Linked DNA regions of Mus musculus: all the other regions are linked to region 1. A link is a loop called in an ENCODE intact Hi-C map of the cell type or tissue named here. Cell type or tissue: left cerebral cortex. All regions are shown on one strand.

What was found. Hi-C counts contacts between places; a loop is a spot of excess contacts. Peaks named below come from ENCODE experiments on the same cell type or tissue, not always from the same donor. Only the 100,000 strongest peaks of a DNase experiment are listed, where the experiment ranks them.
Region 2: it touches region 1 in a loop (8-fold over the local background); 6 of 42 quality-filtered maps call a loop at or near these places.
Region 3: it touches region 1 in a loop (4-fold over the local background); 16 of 42 quality-filtered maps call a loop at or near these places.
Region 4: a loop joins it to region 1, with 3 times the contacts of the local background. A loop is called at or near these places in 3 of 42 quality-filtered maps.

The regions. Positions count from the first base shown.
Region 1 is chr10:70,596,183-70,601,182 of GRCm38, forward strand. It overlaps Phyhipl (phytanoyl-CoA hydroxylase interacting protein-like), which reads right to left and starts at 3,109. Exons shown (of 5, transcript NM_178621.4): 1 at 2,823-3,109. The coding sequence starts at 2,925. D630013N20Rik (RIKEN cDNA D630013N20 gene) reads right to left here. Exons shown (of 4, transcript NR_045292.1): 4 at 4,867-5,000. In left cerebral cortex, a CTCF peak has its summit at 2,641; DNase peaks (open chromatin) are centred at 952, 2,106, 2,334, 2,696 and 5 more places; H3K4me3 peaks cover 4,363 bases; H3K27ac peaks cover 3,507 bases.
Region 2 is chr10:70,709,924-70,714,923 of GRCm38, forward strand. No RefSeq gene overlaps it. Among named protein-coding and RNA genes, the nearest start is that of Gm33979, 28 kb to the right of the region's middle. In left cerebral cortex, no CTCF peak of the experiment used is centred here; DNase peaks (open chromatin) are centred at 2,390, 3,579, 4,157 and 4,506; H3K27ac peaks cover 1,499 bases.
Region 3 is chr10:70,811,828-70,816,827 of GRCm38, forward strand. No RefSeq gene overlaps it. Among named protein-coding and RNA genes, the nearest start is that of Gm40689, 16 kb to the right of the region's middle. In left cerebral cortex, a CTCF peak has its summit at 2,704 (motif pointing left); DNase peaks (open chromatin) are centred at 2,690 and 3,864.
Region 4 is chr10:70,646,318-70,651,317 of GRCm38, forward strand. All of the region lies in intron 1 of D630013N20Rik (RIKEN cDNA D630013N20 gene), which reads right to left. Among named protein-coding and RNA genes, the nearest start is that of D630013N20Rik, 7.1 kb to the right of the region's middle. In left cerebral cortex, no CTCF peak of the experiment used is centred here; DNase peaks (open chromatin) are centred at 2,682 and 3,287; H3K27ac peaks cover 1,905 bases.

The DNA of each region.
Region 1 (5,000 bases):
AGAGCTAGGAAAGAAGTACTTGCCTGATTAGAACAGGAATTAACAGATGCCCCCATAGCTACAGTACATATTCCAACAGTTTCCTAACAGAGTCCTATCTAGAATCCTCATTTTGAACTACAGTGACTAGCACATAGGCAGGAACCATGTACCAGCAACAAAGTGGACATGCCTAGGAACGACTACTCACAAGGATATATGCATGTACACTTACAGGAATCCCCTTACTTTATTAAAAAGTGAATGCATGACTATTTGAACTCAGATATCCTCCCAAGATTACTAAATATTTTGAAAATAACGGGGGGGGGGCAATGCTGTGAGATGGTGCTAGTAACATAAACTACAATTTAGAGGAAAAATCAGCTACAAACAAAGCATAAAAGAGAAGAGCCAACGAAATGAGAGACAGTGATGTTTTACTAGGAACCATAGCTTGTGACTCATGAGACACACAGAGCATGATACAATTAAAAACCTCTGTGAGTAGAAAGGAACAGAAATCCACGATTACCCACTACTTTGCCCTAGACTACTTTATTTCATTTCCAAGGAACTTACGTTTTCCTCCGTCAATACCAAATTACCAAGAGTGAAATGGAAGAGTAAAAAGTAAAAAAACCACATACTCCCATATTCATAAAATAAAACTATAGCTCCGTAGACCTAAGACACAAAGAAATATATGATCAGCTATGTCTGCTGCCATAATCTTGCCTCATGTATTGATAACAGTGAGACTTAAGGGGAAGGGAAGTGAGTGAGGTGTAGGGAGCAGACACCATGAATCTGTTATTTGCTCACTGTGAAATCGTACTAAGGAAAGTCGTAATAGAGACTGAATGCAGCATCCTACAAGCTGTTCCATAAGAACCTGTGTTGTTCCCTCTAAATGACTGTCATGACGCCAACTTACTGATTAGAAATTGCCATATATTGGGACTGGGTCACAAGGGGGAGGGAGAAACAGAAGCATGTGACAGCCTTTCAGTGGAATGTCTCCATTTTTTTCCTCACATTTTTTAAAAACATGGTTCTTTGTAACTCCTTGGTTTAAACTACTTTACAAAGTGAAACCTGACTAGTCTAGAGGACTATAAGTGATTATTGTTATAGCTATTGCTTGATCCCAACATCCCCCTCAATTAAATGTTACATAATTTGCTCATTTTGCAGGATTCATAATGCCAACTGAAACAACTAAAAATGGATCAAAAGAGCTACAACTCCAGAGCAGAATATAGTAAAAGCAGAACTAACTCCCACAGCCTACCTTAGTACTCTGAACTTTATTAAACAAACATTTCCCTGACACCCCTGATAAACACAGAAAACACAATTTTAAAAACTGAAATTATTAAGGTCTGAGGAACAGCATTAGGTTGTCTAGTTCCACTTATTATTTGAATGAGTATTTGATAAATTGCTGAATCAAATAAAAATCAAATCTACTTTTATTAGAATCTTGGTTTTCTCTGAAACCAATCTGAGAAAATAAAAATAGCTGCAATTTACAAAGCTAATCTACCGACAAAGGAAATAAACAGTCTTTACAAGAATACTTAATTATTCAGACTACACCTCTTTCATAAGTTAAGGTTTGTTGTGTTCAAAGAGTTTGAATTTTCATTTAGAGATTATTAAAAATAAATTCACACTAACAATTAAAAATTATTAGTAAGCAGGACTTTAGTGCTCAGTCGACTTAAATGTCCATTTCAATGCCTTTAAAAAAAATCAAGATCTTTGTTTCCTATATGAGTTATCCTGCTACATTTAATGACCTTACCGTGCACCAATTAATAGCTCTCATAACTTTTCTTTTAAAATGTTCTATAGCTATTACTCATATACAGTTGAACATTTTCACTGATAATCGTATTTCCATGTCAACCGGTTTTATATGCAGAATTTAACAATTATTTGGCCAATCAGCAATCAGACGACTTCTTTACAAATGAAGTTTTATTCCAAATCACTGAAACAACTCTTATCCTCCAACTAGCCCAACACACCATTCTGTGCCCAACACTGATACTCTAACTAGCCCAACACACAGCGCCGTGCCCACACTGCAGAGTACTAGCTAGCTAGCACTTTAACACTCGGACCCTGTGATCAGTCATTTCCTTTTCGTAGACTGCCAACTTTAACAATAGAGTACTGACACATCAACACACAATGGTGTGTGCTGCACACACACCGAATCTCAGCAAACGTAGAGGAAGGACCAATATCCTGTTCGGATTTTTGACAGCCTCATAATCCCTGCCCAGAACCAAGAGCCTAGTGTCTGTCCTTGGTGCTGAAACGCAGCTTTTCTGTCCCCGACTAAAATACTAGGAGGCTCACCCCAGTTAGACAGACACTCCTGGGGTTCAGAGGTTTGCAAGAGAATGGGTAAGTTTTTGTTCAAGCCTATCCAGTCTAGCCTTCGCGGTGGCGGGTAAGTCCCTGGTCGGGAGACCCAAGATCTGCCTGCTGCAGAATAGGCAACACCGGGCCGCGGACCCGAGAGGCGCCCTCTCCACCGCGGAGCATTCTCCCGCGGATCCGAACGGTTCCTTTTCCCCAGTGGAGCCCTCTCCCGCGGACCCATTGGATCCCTCTCCCCCGGTAGCCTTCTCCCGCGGACCTGAGCGGCGCCCTCTCCTAAAGACCAGAGAGGCGCCCTCTTCCCCCAGCAGCCTTCTCCCGCGGACCCGAGAGGCGCCCTCTCCCTCCAGCAGCCTTCTCCCGCGGACCCGAGAGGCGCCCTCTCCCAGGGACCGGACACCTCCGCCCGCGTCCTTTTGTCTCCCGCCGGTGCCTCCGTTCCTCACCATCACGGTCGCACAGCTGGATGGCCTCCAGGCTGAGGTTCTTGATCTCCTCACACGGACTACTGGGGCTGCTGAGGGCATGGTCCAGGCGCGGCACCTCCATCTTCGCGACCCCGCGTCGAAGCCAGGCGCCAGCGGCCGGCGGGGCGAAGGGCGGGAAAGGCCTGAGAAGGCTGAGGACGAGGGCAACCTCCGGTCGGGAGTCGCGGCCGAGGCGGCGGCGGCGGTGGTGGTGGCGGCGGCGGCAGCGGCGGCAGAAGCTCCTTCGAGTGCGCGGCTCGTAGACTGAACGCCGGCCGGCGCGAGCGCGGGAAGAGCGCGCTCTCGCCTGAAGGGAGGGCCGCGCACGCTCACGGGGGCGGGGCTGGCGGTGGACGCGCCTACCTGCCTGCACCCGGGCCCCGCCCCTTTCCTACCTCTCGCAGACCCCGCCCCCTGCCTGCCGCCCGCCCTTGCGCACACGCGCACGGAGGACAGGGGTCCGGGGTCGCGCCTACCTGCCTGCACAGGGCCCCGCCCCTTTTTTACGGCACGCGGACCCCGCCCCCTACCTGCCGCGCGCGCGTACGCGCACGGACGCGGACGCGCCCTCCGCTCTCCTCTCTAGGGCTCCGCTCCCAGCCAGTGGCGCGCCCACGCTCTGACACGCCTCCATCGCTGCCCTTGTCCTGGGGCGCGCACCCGCAACCTACCTGCGGGCGCGTAGACCGTACCCCCCGGGGCGCCTGTCGCGCGCACGCGCATGCGCGCCCCACTGCTTCCCTGCGCATCCCGACCCCGCCTGCCGCGCGCACGCGCCCTCGCTTGGCTCTCCCGCGCGCCTTCTCCCGCTGGAAGCGAAGGAGGATGGAGCGCGCGAGGAGCGCGGGCTGTGGCAAGCTGCTCGGCGCGTCGCGCTCGCCCGGCGATGGCGGCTAGGCTCTTTTCACAATGCCAGGTAGAGCCGGACGGCCACCCCGGGCTGCGGCGAGGCGAGCGCGCGCCTGTTGCTTGTTGAACACACATTGGGAAACTGAGGCCCGAGCCGCCTAGGGTTCCCGGTCCCCGCTCTGCGCGCCCAGCCGCCGTTCCTCACCAGGCCCCGCAGTGAGCAATGAGCGGCCACCTGAGGACTGCACCGGGCAGCGAGCGCGAACTCAGGTCGGTGCTGCGGGACAGGTGAGGCTACACAGGATGCTGGCGGCTGGCTGCTGAGGAGGCAGCTTCCGGGTGACAGCCACTTGTCAGCTTGCCTCCTCACCCACTCAGCTAACAAACAAGTCTTCAGTGCTCTCCCTGGGCCCGGCATTGTTCTGACTGAAAAATACAGGCTGAAACACATCACCTGTTCTTTGTTACCCTAGAAAATGAAAGGGGGACCTGTGGTCTTCCAGTGATGGCCATATTTGCACGCCCCATTGCTTTCAGGAGCACCTAAGATATTTCAGTGCACTCTGATGGTGCAAAGGTTTTAAAAATAAAGCCTATATAGATGACAGCCTGTTGGCCTCTGTTCTCATTTACTGATTCGGAATGTTATTTTGTTTTTCTTGGTATCACGGGATCAAAAGAAGCCCCTCTCCCCCTTGTATTATTTATAGTTATTGGTAATAATTTATGTTCCATGTTTACTCATTTTCCAATTTCAAACATTGATATTCACCAATAAAAACAATTTACATATAGATTACTATATGCTGCCTTTTCTAGTCACATCCATTTAGCCATAAACAACTAAATCTAGTTAATTGATGTCTCATAAAATGGAAGGCCCCGCTTTAGATAAAATAAACCCGTGAGGAAATTTGGCACAATTGAAGGTTGATAAACATCCGTGTAAGGTAATTTGGTATCATTAAGTGAAATGTCCTCGTTATGAACTTCGGGATTAATGAGATGGACCTTTGTTTTGAGCTGGGAAAAACATTCCAGTATCAAGGTAGGAGATACCTTAAGGAGAGAGTAAATTACTGTTTGTCAAGAAAAATGGTGAATTTCTTATGTTCAAAAACCTAGATCAGCAGAACTAGATATTGACAGCCAAAGCACAGTGGGTTCATCTTTCAGAGAATTCTCAGATTTATAAATCACAAGAGGAGCTGCAAACTACAAAAATAGCTTACCCACAATTGAAAGATATAATATGTATACATTAGAACTTTAATTCACACAAATATTACAAGTGTATCAGGACAATAT
Region 2 (5,000 bases), 110 kb after region 1:
CGCCCCATGAGAGTCGGAGTACAGGTCCCCAGAAACCTATGTAAATTCTGAGTGAGTCAGCAATGCACCCAAATATGCAAACATGTACACACAAACATGCACACACCACAAACACGTGAGCACATGCAAAATGGGAAAGCAAAACAAGTCAGTATGCACTCATACATACCTGAATAAGACCAGGCACTGCCGAGACATGAACAGCCAAGATGGAGGAATGGGAAGATGGCAATGTTGAATAGAACCGCCAGAAGTCCAGGCAGCAAACTGACCGCTTCAGCAAACCCCAGATTGTGAAGAGCACTATGTGTTCTTTTAAAACACAATTCCATGGAGAGTTTTACATATGGAATTCTCTAACAGTGAGTTGAAGCTCAACCTTTGTTTGTTTTAGTCCATTTCTCACACTGGATACTCACGAATGAATGAATTTTGGTCTTCCCCTTGCTTAGTCTTTTTCTTTTCTTTTTTTCCAGTCCTGAGGTAGGGTTGAGGGCTGAGGGCCTCTTGTATACTAGGCAAGCACCTGCAGGTAAATTTTAGAAGCATTTCTGCCACCCTTAAAAGAGCCTTCATCTCATTCTTCATAGTAGTCTATAGATTTAATTCCCACCTCCACTCCATCCCTGAACAACCACAAACCTGTTTTGTGTGTCTACAGACTTGCCATTTTTTTGTTTGTTTCAAATTAGTGGAATCTTAAAATCTGCCATCTTGCAACTGAGATCTTTCACCTAGTATAATATTTTTGAAGTTTGTCAATACTACAGGAGGTAACAGTTGTTTTCCCCTTTATATTGCTCAGTAGTTTTCTACTATATAATATACACTGCGTCCATCTATTTACCTATTGGTAGTTCTTCAGTCATCTTCCTATTTGGGACTACTATGAACAACATAAAACACTGGTATGCAAGTAATTCGTTGGCTACATATTTTCTTTTTAATTTCTCTTAAGAATATACCTAGAAGTAAAACTGTTTGTCTTAGCTTTTTTTTCTTTCTTATTTCATATGTGATGCTGTCAGAATGGCTCTTCGGGTCCTGGATATGTCATCTGACTCACCCTTTGGATATACAAGAAGTCATTCAAATAACAAAGAGGTGTTTCACTGGAGAGTCGCCCCTATAGCAGGGAACGGTTAAATACACGCCAGCATATCAATCAGCAGAGGAAAAAACTGAAAATTTGGGCTGTCTGTTTCTTCTTGTCTTCTAGTCTCATGCCAGTGCATTCTTTTAAGCAAATCTAGACAGAAATCAGTTGGCAAGCGTATCTATCTAGAAAACTCAAGAGGGTGGGACCAGGGCAGACACTAAGTCTAGCTCCTTGCCAACACTCTGCCCACTCTATACTTAAGCATGATTCTCAGCCTCTGGGGTCTCTGAGAATCACCCAAAGAAATTTAAATAATTGTATAGATACCCTCCTGTCTTGGCTGCCCAATAACACTTCATATTAGAGAGTAATTTGGGCCTTTAGGTATAGAACCCAGAACATCTATTCACTAACACCAAGACCCCCTTGAGCAAACTTAGTTACAATTGTCAGCCGGCCTATGTTTGTAAATCTCTTTCCCAATTAGGGTTTATTTAAGTACCTTGGACCCTTAGGTAGCAGTTGCAAAGGATCCTAACGCTTGCTCCAAGCCACAGGACACAGAGTTGACTTAAACTTTAGAGTCCTGTGCCCCTAGGATGGGTGCTCTTTCTCAGTCCTGCAGGAAATTGTCTTCAGCATCATTACGACTGTTCCTAAAATGGTATGCACTCCAAAACTGAAATGATTTCCAAGTGACGGTGTTTGGGCCTTCCATTCCAGGAAGCATGCTGTCTTTTGGCTTCACAAAGGCTTTGGGCCACAATGCTCCTCCTCTTCAGCTCTAGTGACTGGTGGGGGGGGGGGGCTTTCTCTGACCTTCTCAGTGTACACAAATGCGGTTCCCTTCCCATTTCTCAATCATAGGGAAATCATAAATGAGAGAAAGACATTGTCCTCTTTATTTTGGGGGAAACTCTGTAACCAGATTCTTTTAAGCTCAGTTTTCTGGAAGTCTTGAGTGTTTTTCAGTTTTTGTTGGGCAGGGTTCTCCGTTTTGCTATTTCTAGGTCTGCAGTTGTTGTCTCTTCTGGCCTTAACCCACGGCCACATAGCCTTCGTAGAAGCATGGGTTTCCCAACTACTCTCTGTGTGCTTGGCATTGGGAGGAGGGATACGGCAGTATGAGAGCGTACACATGTGTGGGGAGTGGGAAGGGCAGAGGAAGACTTTGGAACTCATTTCTTAGGTACCATCTAATTATGGTATCGTTGAGACAGCATCTCCCACTGGTACGTGGCTGGGCTGCCTGGCCAGTGAGTCCTGTGGATCCACCTCCTAGCCCTGGAGTTAGAGGGGCTTACCGGGCTTAAACAATTCCTTATGAGATTGTCAAACTAAGCCCTGTAATCACAGGGCAAGTGCCCCGTTTATCAACTGAGTGGTCCTCCCAGCCTGACTTCCCTTAGGGGAACCTTTCACAAGAAGTTAATGGATCCTGTATGCAAATAAAACCATAGTGAGGTTTTGGCTTGGTTTTTGGTTTTTATGCATGTGTATTTGTTTTATTTATGCAAGTTCACCTGTGTGCAGGTGCACAAGTGAGCAAGCAGACATGGAGGCCAGAGGTTCCTGTGGGGGTCTTTACTTCCTATCTACCTGACAAATGGAAACAGTGGCCTCTATTGAATCCAGAGCTTGTTCATATGGTAAAACTAGCTAGCTAACTTGTTCCATGGATCCCTGCATCAGCCTTCCAAATGCTGGAATTACAGATGGGCAGCCAAACATGCCTAGTCCACATTTAAGTGGGAGCTGGGGATTTGAACTCCAGTCTTCATACTTGTGTGCTCTACCCACTGAGCAATGGCCCCACCACTCACAGTAAGTTGACTCTCCTGTTTAGCAAAGTCAGTTTTCCTTATTAGGTATCAAAGATAGGAGCTCTCCTAATCGAGAGAAAGATGGATTTTTCCAAGGTAAAACACAAGATGAAAGCAATAAGAATCCCTAGTTGGGCTGGAGAGATAGCTCAGTGGTTAAGGGCACTGTCTGCTCTTCCAGAGGTCCTGAGTTCAATTCCCAGCAACCACATGGTGGCTCATAACCATCTGTAATGGGATCCAATGCCCTCTTCTGGTGTTTCTGCAGACAGCTATAGTGTACTCATATATAAATAAATAAATAAATAAATAAATAAATCTTTTTTTTTTTAAAGAATCCCCAAATATCTGAACATCCTGTACAATCAAGATATTATTGTCAGTGTATAATACGGTGGATATTGGCAGTCCTTGATGTATATCCTAAGTCACAAACTGAGTTCGCATCTCCAGCATTGGTGTGTGCACGGCAAACGTCCGAGAAGCATTTAAAGTATTATTCCCATCCTGGGACTCTGATTCTGCAGTCCCCAGGCAGGGCCGAGAATCAGCATTTCCCAGACAACTCTGGTTAAGTTAGACCAGCACCTTTTCCTGAGAAACTCCTTCACAAGCCAAGACTTCTAAATCTGAACTGATTTTGGAAGCTTTTCTTAAAAAGCCTTCACACGGTTTTCACTTCAGAGCTATTTTGGGCCGGAATCTAAAGAGGAAGGAAGGCAGGAGAAGAACAGTGAATCAGCACAGCAGCTCATAAGACCATCTAGCATGGCATTGTGGCTCTCATTCTCAACCAGGGGGTGAGACCCCCCTTGGGAGGTCGCAGATCAGATCTCCTGCACTTCAGATATTTACATGACAGCTTATAACAGTAGCGAAATTACACTTATGAAGGAACAATGAAAACAAATTTCATTCACGGACATCACAACATGTGGGGCTGTATTCAAGGGTTGAAGCATTAGGAAGGCTGAGAGCCACTGGCCTATCATCAGAAGCCAAAAGGTTAGCTGTTTTTTGTTTTATTTTGTTGTTCTTAAAATTACAAGCTTTTATCAACATTTGAAAATTAGTCACATGACTTGATGTCTCGGGTCTCCATATGTGTGAAAAGAAGGGAAAGCTCTGTGCATGCATGCGTACATGTACGTGTGCGTGCGCGTGCGTGCGTGTGTGCGTCTGTTTATGACATTACGTACTGTCGTAAACTGTGATGTTCCAGTGTCTCATCGTCATGTGGTGATTCTGGGTATTTAATAACTTCTGTGTTGGCTTCGCTTTGTCTCTCCTTGGGATTATTCTAAGCTCACGGGTTCAGGTCAGTCGAAGTCCTGGGGCTCCATTCAGTTCACTCTGAGTTTTCCCTCTCCTGTCTCTTTCCTCGGTTAGCAACTAGACAGATTAATTTCACCTACTGTTACGCTGTCTCTCCACATCAGATGTCGTTGGAAAAGAATCTAACAAGGCTAATAGGCTTAAGAAGATGACGAGACAGAATGTTTCAAATCAGTCCTACCTGGAAAATGCAAAACGCACGTTTTTCTGCCCGAAATCCTGGGATTTTCTTATCCTTGGTGATATCATTCAGCTGTTCTAAGCGCCCTCCTGGTATACCAGCTGTTAGGTGCAACTTAATTAATTTAAATACAATGTTGAGGCTTGCTTCCAACTGCTGCCCTCAGATTTACAACGATGTTTCCAACACACCCTGCTTTGATGACACAGTCTTTCGAATTAGCCGAGCTGGTAAAGTCTTTTCTAAAATGCATGCAAACATGGATTTAAATGGCTTTTCCTCCTCCTTGCCTTCCACTCCTAAGAGTTACCCGTCATTCTACATACATCTATGAAGGGGCAGGGAGGGACTGCATTGCACCCTGGGTGTGAAATTGAAGACAGCTGACCCCAGTGTATCTCAAGGTCTGGAGGAGGAGAGGCTGCTGGTTATGAAAAGAAATTATTTCTTCCACACCAATTCTAAGTGAGACTAAGAACTACATCGAATTGAGTGTCTTAGGATTTTACTGCTGTGAATAGACACCATGACCAAGGCAACTCTGATAAAGGACAACATTTAA
Region 3 (5,000 bases), 220 kb after region 1:
AGGAGGGCTAGAGATGAGAGTAAGAAAGGTGAGAGCTTAAGAGAGTGAAGAGGGGCTAAGCAGCTCCTTTTATAGTGAGCTGGGCTATAGTGACAGGTAGCTGTGGGGAAGAGCATACCAGGCTATTGCCAGGAGCTTTGGGCTTTGTCTGAGTGACTGACAGTCACAGAATTATGGACTTGGGGGCCCTGTGGTGTCAGGAACCTATCTCTGGGAACGTGGTTCACTGTTCCTTCCCTTGTAGAGTTTCTGGAGCAAGCCTCACTCAACCAAAACAGGCTGCCTTTCACAGTCCCACACTGCTGTGATAAAATGCGGACCAAAACCAACTTGAGAAGGAAAAGTTGATTTCACTTTATGCTTCCAGGTCATAGTCTGTCACTGAGGGAAGTTGGGACAGGAACTCTAGGCAGAAACTAGAAGGGGCGACTGCCTGGGATTCTGTGCACCATTACCCAAAATGGAAACTTCTGGTTTCTTCGGAAAGTTAGTCATGTCAAATGATGTTTTGCTAAAGCAGACACGTGAAAGGATATGTGATGTTTAGAAGGAATATAAATATGAGCCCACAGACAGTGGGACCTGGAGCATTGGTTCACTTTGCTTCTTCTTGTTATTCTTTGCTGACGACATGCATGTATTGGTTTACCTTACATTGTGTTGCTGAGCTTAGCTTGTGCTAACACCAGAGAGAAATTCACCAAAGAACTTCTCGGGAGGTTCTTGCAGCTTCTTGCCACTTCTGCTGACTTGGGCCAGTTGGTGGGCCTCACAGTTTCTTCTGGATGGACCTGCGGTTGCTGATTTGTGTGTGGTATCTGCAGAGTGCACCGGAGTGCAGCTGCTGGTTCAGGTGTGGTGTTTGCTAGTGGGCTGGACTGAGAACAGCAAAGACTGGAATCGCACCAAAGTACTATTTCTAAAGAGATCCACTTCCCCCATATCCTAATAACCTTTTTTTCCCCCACTACCTCTGGTGGGCTAGAGGGGAGGTTGAACCTTTATTAAAGTAAGTTGAGAAAAATAACACCTACAGTTACTTCTGGCCAGAGAATATATGCACAGCTGAGGGAATGCTGCAGGAACTGTAGAGGATGCTCATTGCTAGCTGGCTCCCTCTGTACCTTACATTCAGACCATTTCCCTGGGTAATGACGTCACCACCATCCATACTCAACTGGAACCTCCTTCATCCATGGCGACAAACAAGACAACTCTTCACAGAAATGCCCACAGATCCACCTTATAAAGACAATGACTCAATCAAGACCCTTATTTTTTCCTTTTCAGGCTGTGCTGAGTTGGCAGGCCATGGTGACTAGAGCAGACATAGGAATCAGAATCCTTCTTCCCCAAATGATAGAACTAGACTGCTCCTTCCAGAGAATAAGCCACAAAGCCTCAACTGCTCCTTCCTTTCTTCTTCCTCAGGCAAGAACGAGGGGATACTGTATGCGCAGGACTTGGTAGGCTCGCCCTTTGTCTCCACCACTACGTCTAGTCCTCTGTCCCATCATTTCTAGAGTTCTTCTTCTTCATGGAAGCTAAGCAAAGAAATAATTTTCACAGGGTACTTAGGTTTTCATGTCTAAAACACACAAAAGCTTTAAGATAATTTATTTTGTTTTTGTCTTATTAATTTCTTTCCTTGCAGGAGTTGGTTGTGGTTTTCTTGGTACATAAGAGAAGGTATCTCCTTTTAGGTCCACTAAGACTCATAGCTTTCCTAGTCGAAACTGGCCTGGGCCTAGACTGACTCTCTCTCTCTCTCTCTCTCTCTCTCTCTCTCTTCCTCCCTCCCCTCCCCTTTCTTTCTTCCTTCCTTTCTTTCTTTCTTTCTTTCTTTCTTTCTTTCTTTCTTTCTTTCTTTCTTTCTTTCTCCATCGTATTCTAGGTACTGGGCTCAATCCTCAGGCTACTGAGATGAAAAAAATATGTATCTGAAGACAGTGCCAGGACTCTGGGAAGTCATCCTGAAGTACAAGAAGAAGGTCTGAAGGAGTAGCTCTCGTGTGGCAAAAAAGCTCCTAAAATTCCCATGTAGCCTGGCTGCTGGCTGCCAGGGTGGCAGGTTAAGTTAACTGAATGCATGAAGATGAATGAGGACTTTCTTAGCAAATCTGAAATTAACTGGGAGAGAAAATGAGTACAACTGATCCAATAGTAAAAATGAGAGATGGGATTGGCTCAGCAGTTAAGAGCACTGGCTGCTCTTCCAGAGGTCCTGAGTTCAATTTCCAGCAACCACATGGTGGCTCACAAACATCTGTAATGGGGTCTGATGCTCTCTTATGGCATGCAGGTATACATGCAAATAGAACACTCATATACATTAAATAAATAAGTAAATAAATGAATATGAGAGAGAGAGAGAGAGAGAGAGAGAGAGAGAGAGAGAGATCAACAAATAGCTGTTGAATCCATCAATGGATGGCTGAGTGAGCAAAGAAACGCAAGGTCTGCCTCAGTGGATACTTTTTCTCTCAAAGCATTTTTAGAGGTAATGGATTGCTTCTGGGTGGAATCCCCACCCAGGTTAACAGAAACAAACAATCTTAGCTTTGAAGTTCAAGGACCCATTGTTTAAAGGTAACATTTTTTTTTAATTGTTTTTCTATAGCTACCTTGAAACGCTCATTAACCACTGGGGACTACAGTGTCACCACGTAGTATCCGTTTCAGACTCTAATGCGTGTCTGCCATCTACTGGCTGTATAGATAGAGCTGCAAAATCTTCATCTCCTTTTATCTGTATGTCCATTTTCTCTGGAATTTTCTAAGTTGTTGAAGCCAGGAGGGGCTTAGATTCCAACAGGCCCAACCGTTTCATTTTCCAGCCATTTCCCGTGGAGTGCAAATGATTGTAAAAGTTTGTGTTATTAACTGGTGTAGCGGGCTCTGTTTTGGGTCTCAGTAACTCTGGACGCCAACAGATGCACATCTGGAGAATTGTGTTGATGTCAATAGTTCCTAGGGGAACGGTGAGACTGAGCCTTGTTCCCAGTTACATGCCAGGAATCTCTTACTCCTCCATAAAGCTCCTTGTATCTCAGAAAGCAAATCTGTTATTTTGTCCAAGGATTTCCTGGATCAGAAAACAGCTGTAAAAAGATCCCAAGAGGAGACGAGACTTGGAATTCGCACCAAAAATTTCGGCAAAGTTGTGTGTGCTGTGTGCCATGTGCCATGAGCGCTCAAAGCATCAGCTCAAAACATAACAGCCGCTCCTATTCCAAAATGCTATGCTCGCACATGGAAAAACTGACAAACTGAATTTGAAAGAGGCAGGAGCCAGAACACTCACCGGAATAGCCAGGCCTAGGGAAAGCATTCCAGGAAGATCTCAGAAGCAAGCCTGGCAGAATTGACTCTGGGAACGTCAAGTTTTGCAACAGGCACATGTTTTAATTTTTTAAGCTACCTCTTGAGACTGGCCTTAGCCATAGTCATCCTTTTATTATGTGGGTTGCCTGGAAAATGCCATTTAACGTTCCTGAGAACACTGCAGAGTCAAATCAAACCAAACATCTCAATACCAGCTGACAAGAATCTTGGCCTGTGACTCTCAAAAGCAAAAATGCTTCAAAAATAAAGAAAGGGAGATGGAGCTGCCCATGGAACCTTCCAGAAACAATTCTCTGAACCAAGGGCTCTGAACCTATTGAAGAACTAATAAGGACAAACAAGACAGTCATTTGGATCTGGGACTTGGGAAAGAAGCAAGGCTTATCGCTGAGGCAATTGTTGTCCTGAGAGACCTGGTGCAGATAAATGCTATAGGGTCCTAAAAGGTTATAACAAGGGAAAGTTCTTCTCTGTGTGTGTTGGGTGGGTGGGTGAGATCAGATTCAAGAGATTTGAATATTCATGTGTGCTCTGCATCCCCACCCTCCATCCCCAGAGAGGTCACTGTTGAGCCTGAATCCCTGTGGGCTCTTTATCTTAGCCCAATGCCTGTGGTCATGAACAATGCTGTTTCTAGATATCAGAACTCTAGAAGACTGATTACTAGAGAGACTGAGACAGAGACAAAGACAGAGAGACAGGGACCTTTTACTCTGAATTTCAGTGTCTGCTTTAAATGAGAGCTCAGAGATCTGGATGAATCATTCATGACCAGAGGGAAATTTTTAAGATCTGGCTATCACAGGGGCTGGGAAAATGGCTCAGTGACTAGGAGCACTGGCTACTCTTCCAGAGGACCCGGGTTCAATTTCCAGCAACCAAATAGCAGCTCACAAATGTCTATAACTCCTGTCCCATGGATGAATGCAGGCAAAAACACCAATGCACATAAAAATAAATCTTTTAAAAAAAAAAGATTTGGCCATCATTACTATTCCTCTTTTCCTACTAGGGAAGAACTCAAGAGTTCTTGGAAATTCAGAACTATAAATGAACTTGGATGCCTTGGATAGACTGGAGACAGAGCTAAATGCAAGAGCCCATTCTGTCGCAAGAGGGACATAAAGCATTCAACCTTTCTACCCCTGCCCTCCTGTCTACATCAAGTCGGTTGGGAGGATCTGGTACCTGGTACCCCCCACAAGCCTTCTCATATTTCCACGTCTGCCAGCATACTGCAAGATATATTGACCCCAGGTCCATTTTTATCATTCCCTGGCTCACAGTGTTATCTTACTATCCATCCATCAGCATAAAACAGATCAAACTAAACACATAGAGTTTACTTAAGATGCCAAACTCCAAGAAGTTATTGACTCGTGTCCTCCATTCCAAGTCCTACAGGTGAAATGTATGTGGTGGTGGAATTGCCATGCTGGGGACAATGTAAATACTACACCTTTATAGATCCTTGAGTGCACCCCATGCCAGGGGGGAGTTAACCATCTTAGGGGAGGACTTGGAGATCCAAGGAACTAAGGATTCCCACCCAAGAGAAAGCATGGGGTGTTAGATGCTGTGAAAGGAAAGAGAACTGGAGGTGGAGAGGAAATAAGAGGAGAGGCAGCCTTGTAAGAAAGACAAAGAGAAGCTGT
Region 4 (5,000 bases), 50 kb after region 1:
GTTCTACATCTTCATCTGAAGGCTGCTAGTGGAAGACTGACTTCCAGGCAGCTAGGATGAGGGTCTTAAAGCCCATGCCCACAGTGACACACCTATTCCAACATGGCCACACTTACTCCAATGAGGCCACACCTCCAAATAGTGCCACTCCTTGGGCCAAGCATATACAAACCATCATAGGCACTGTATGCCACTTGGTAACTTTACCAAAGGGGAATTGGGTTTATAATCCCTCAAGAGACTTGAGACCCCATGGAGGCCTGGTAGTGTGGGTGGAGACATCCTCTTGGAGACTGGGGTGTGGGTGGGCTCAGGAACTGTCGGAGGGTGGACCAGGAGAGGGATAACAACTATACTATAAAAACAAAAGATTAAAGATAATAATAATAAAAATAAAAGGCAAGTTTTTTATTTTTTTGTTGTTGTTTTCTTTTTAAGAAAAGTATTGTTCTCGTGAATAGCATTGATAACCCTAATGAGTAAACCAAGCAACTCTCAGAAGATAAGTCTCATGTTCTCTCTCATTTAGGGATTCCAGATTTACCAGATTGTACCATCTACACATGTAGGGCATGAAATGAAGGCAATATTTAGGTAAGGAAGAGGTCTGATGGGATGAGGCTCAAAATGGGAGGCAAGGCTTGACATGTGCTGTGGACTTGCGTGAAAAATAATTTAAAGGAAAGAAAATATGCATTTCTTTTTTTGTTTTTTTTTTAAAAAAAAAAAAAAAGCCTTTTCATACTTAAACTCTCTCTGGCTACAAGGACAGAGTAAAAGACACTGCCTTCTTTTCCTGACAGCTCTATGATCCTGTCTGACACAAATATATTTGCCCCAGGACTGCAGGAACATTCCAGAAGGACTGTGCTCAGACAGACATCTGGTCCCATTACTAGTGCTACGGCCAACTGGAAGCCTCAGTTCCCAGATCTATAAAATTAAGAGAGTGACTTCATTCTTAATGGCTACTATGATTTTTTTTAATCCTCAATTATAGAGATAAACCCAGGCCTGGTGCATGCCAGGCAAGCATTGTACCACCAAGCAGTTTGCCTGGCCTTTCCCAAAAAAATTTCTTAAAAAAAAAAAAAAGATGAAGTCTAAGTTGCAATCCTCCTGCCTCAGACTCCTTTATAGCTGAGATTACAAGGATGTGCTACCATGCCTGGCTAGGATTTTTTTTAAAAATTTTTTTCATATAATATGTGTTGAATAAAAAATTCCCCCATCTTCCTCCCTACCCACTCATCTCCAAGTTCTCTCTCCAGAAAAACCACTCTCTCTCTCTCTCTTTCTCTTTCTCTTTCTCTTTCTCTTTCTCTTTCTCTTTCTCTCTCTCTCTCTCTCTCTCTCTCTCTCTCACACACACACACACACACACACACACATACACACACACACACACACAAACAATAAAACCTCATAAAAATGAAAATAAAAATAAACAATCAAAGGACCAATAAGACAAAACCAAAAAACAACAAAAAACAACCAAACAACAACTAAAACGGTAAAACAAATTTAAAAACTCCACAAAAATACCATTGAGTTTGTTTTTTGTTAAACCATTTACTCCTGGGTATGGGGCCTGCCCTGGAGGGTGGTTGATATACCTGGTGATACACCATTGGAGGAAACTGATCTTTCCCGTTACCAGAGGGTATCAACTGTAGTTATCGTCTTAGTTAGGGGTAGTACCCCGTGTCTACTTTTCCTTTTCAGTGCTGTGAGCCTCTCTGCCTTGAACTTGTACAGGTCTTGCATGTGCCACCCCAAGACTCTGTGAGATCGTATATGCACCAGCCTTGTTATGTCTGGAACATACTGTTTCCGTAGAGTCATCTCCTCTGGCTCTTACGATCTTTCTGCCTCCTCTTCCATATAGATCCTTGATCCTTGAGGAGGCAGAGTCAATGAAGACATCCTATTTAGGACTGAGACCTGCTAGAATTTTATAGTCCTACCTTGACTATCACTGACTGCCTCGGGTCCTGATCTGAGATAGCTCCATCGTTTTGTGGTAGGAGAATGTTTCCTGATAAGTTGCACAAGGGACAGGAATGAGGCCCCTTATGCCTGACGCTTGTCTCCTCTGGACTAGGCAATCTCTAGGGTCATTCTAGTCTTAGCATCCCACCAGGCTATGATGGAGTCTCTTCTTGCTGTAGATGAAACCTTTGCCCTCAAAGTAGGTCAGCCATCTACAGTAAACAGATTGCTGTTCACATGTAGCGAACAACAATTTGAGGCACCATAAGAAACTTAAATATCACAGATTCTTTGTAAAACAGAGAAAAATCAGAAAAGCATTTCGCAAAGGGGAAGGGAAAATAATAGAAAACGAAATCCAACTAAAATTCAAGAGTTGATTTGAATGTGGCCTTATGTTCTGGCATCCTGTTAAGTCTTTTCCATGCCCGTAGATCATGGCTAGCGGTAAAGGAGTCACGGTGACCTGGTACCACTGTGTGAAACCCCTGGCATTAAAAAAAAAAAATTCCTCCTGAAAACATCTGGTGGAATCCTGAGATTTGTTTAGGATTCTATGAAGAGAGAAATGCTTTTGCAGGCTCAGTGAGTCAGACTTTAGCAGAGCAATCAAAATGATTGTTCTATTTAAAATTCACAGCAGAAACGATCACTTGAACGAGCCACAAAAGACATGCCTCTTCTCACAGAAAGGCATTCAGAGCCTGGTTGCCACCCACAGTTCCTCTCAGATGGAAGTTACTGGAAGCCAGTAAACAGATCAGCCCAGCTAAATTAGGGCAAAGGGGATGGTCACGTGTTTTAAAACGAAACCAACTTCTAGGACCGGAATGATGCTTTTGCTTTTATAGTTTACATGGAAATTGTGTAAAAGGACTGATGCTGTGAAGAAATTTATAAGGCACACTTATAAATAATATATTTCTTAAAGCTGTTTTCTGGCTTTTCTGCAAGTTGGATATAAAAACCTGTGCTATTATAATGTTTTTTTATTTGTATATTCAAAAATTCATCCACTCATACTCATTAGGACTATTCCTGCCATCCAAATGCTTTGAAACTTTTACCTCAGTGATTTCTGTCTTTTTACCCTCTTTTCTAAGTATAGTTAGATTACTCTTTAAAACATTTTTTACAGACTTAGGGTTCCAACAAGGAGAAATTAACAGGAATTGAATTTAACCTCTTGCCTGAACAGCTAACCTCTCAAAGTAAAGGCATTTGTTTATTTAGATACGGGAACAAAGAGCCTAGATGTAGTAACTAAACAAGCTTGGTCAGTGCCTCGAGAGTTTCCAGGCCAACCCACAGTGAAGAGAAACCTTAAGAGCAGAGCCAGAGAAATCCTTGTGTTGTGGAGCTGGGCAGAGTGCTAGAAAGGAGAGGTTCAAAGAGTGATCTGGGGGGTCAGCAGGGAAGCCGATTGTATTGTATTAGAATAAACTACAAACATTCATGTTATAGCACCTGGTCAGACAAAATATACAATGTCTGAGATCCGTCCTGAAGCATTCAGCATCCAGTAACACCATGAAGAGGAGAAAATCCTATCAAACCAAATTAATCTGCAGTTAAAAGATGTGTGAGAACCAACTGACAGAGCATGAGAACATTGCAATTCTATTGCCTATTTTCAAAGCTAGAAGAAATGTTGAACATGTGAATAGAGATGCAACAAACAAAAAGACCCAATCAGACATCAGAAGCAAAAATTAGAGGATCTATCATAGACATGAAACATACATACACACACACATATACATACTTACATGTATGTTATATATGTGCCTTATATATCATATACTATAAATGTATAATATATATTTATAAATATATATAATATATAAATGTTATAAACATATTTATAAATATATACTATATAATATATTTATATTTATTTAAATATATATTTTATGTAGCAGAGTTGATGGCACATTAAGTGTTTCTGAAGGACAGTGAACTTGAAGACATGACAACAGATGTCTAAAATGAGACAGGCTAAGAGGCCAGACTATAAGAAGAACAGGGGAACCAGTACAGCAACTCAGAACGACCAAGTCTGTGCTTGAGTTCGTGAAGGAAAGTGGAGGCTACAGAAATGTATAGTTGGGGAATAACAGACAAAGGCTCTCCGATTCAAGAAAACTTTAACCTGTCAAGAAAGTCAAGAACCTGGGGTTGGACCACCTACCTGTTCCATGGTGCCAGAAGCTCTGGGTTCTACTCCCAGCAACAAAGGCAAAACATTGATCCCTGTAAACCACACCCATTACATATGGCTGTAGTCTAGTGGGATGGGAGCTGAGAAGGGAGGGTCTCGATGGTAGGACTAACTTGGGCTTCATTCATAACAAGACCCTGTCTGGAAACAGCAAACAAACAACAGCTAAGAAACCCTGGAGGCCCCCAGAAGGAAGAATGTAAAGAATACAGTACCAACACATGGCATAAACAATAAATATCAGTCACAATGAGAGAAATTTTCATAAGTTTAAGGACAGAGATGATATCCAATATCTTGTCCAAAGCAACACCATTGGAAACAAAACAAAGCAACCTTTTAAAGGACCGGCTGGCAGCAAAGCCTGCCCATCTAGAATTCTGTACCCAATGAAGGCATCTTTCAACACAATGTAACATGAAGCTTTGGTCCAGCACTGAAAGGTGGGAAGGGTTTAATACAGGTCACCTTGCATTTGTAGAAGGAGTCCCAGGAGTCCTTCAGGCACACATGAAGAACACCTGAAAATTTGCTTAGACATAAAGGTGAGAAAGTCCTGCCGTCAGACTCAGACATCTCCCGGGAATTTTACAATGTAATATGAACAGAGGAAGGATGCAGAGTTGTAGCGTATGTGGAAGCAGCCGGTGTAAGGACTGTATAAAAACCAAGAGGAGAGATGAAAATCAAGGACTGTGAGGTTCTTGTGGTTCATGAGAAAAGGTAAAATTATCACTTAAAGTTAGTTTCCTCTGAGTTAAAGATGTTTATTATAAACCTCAGGGAG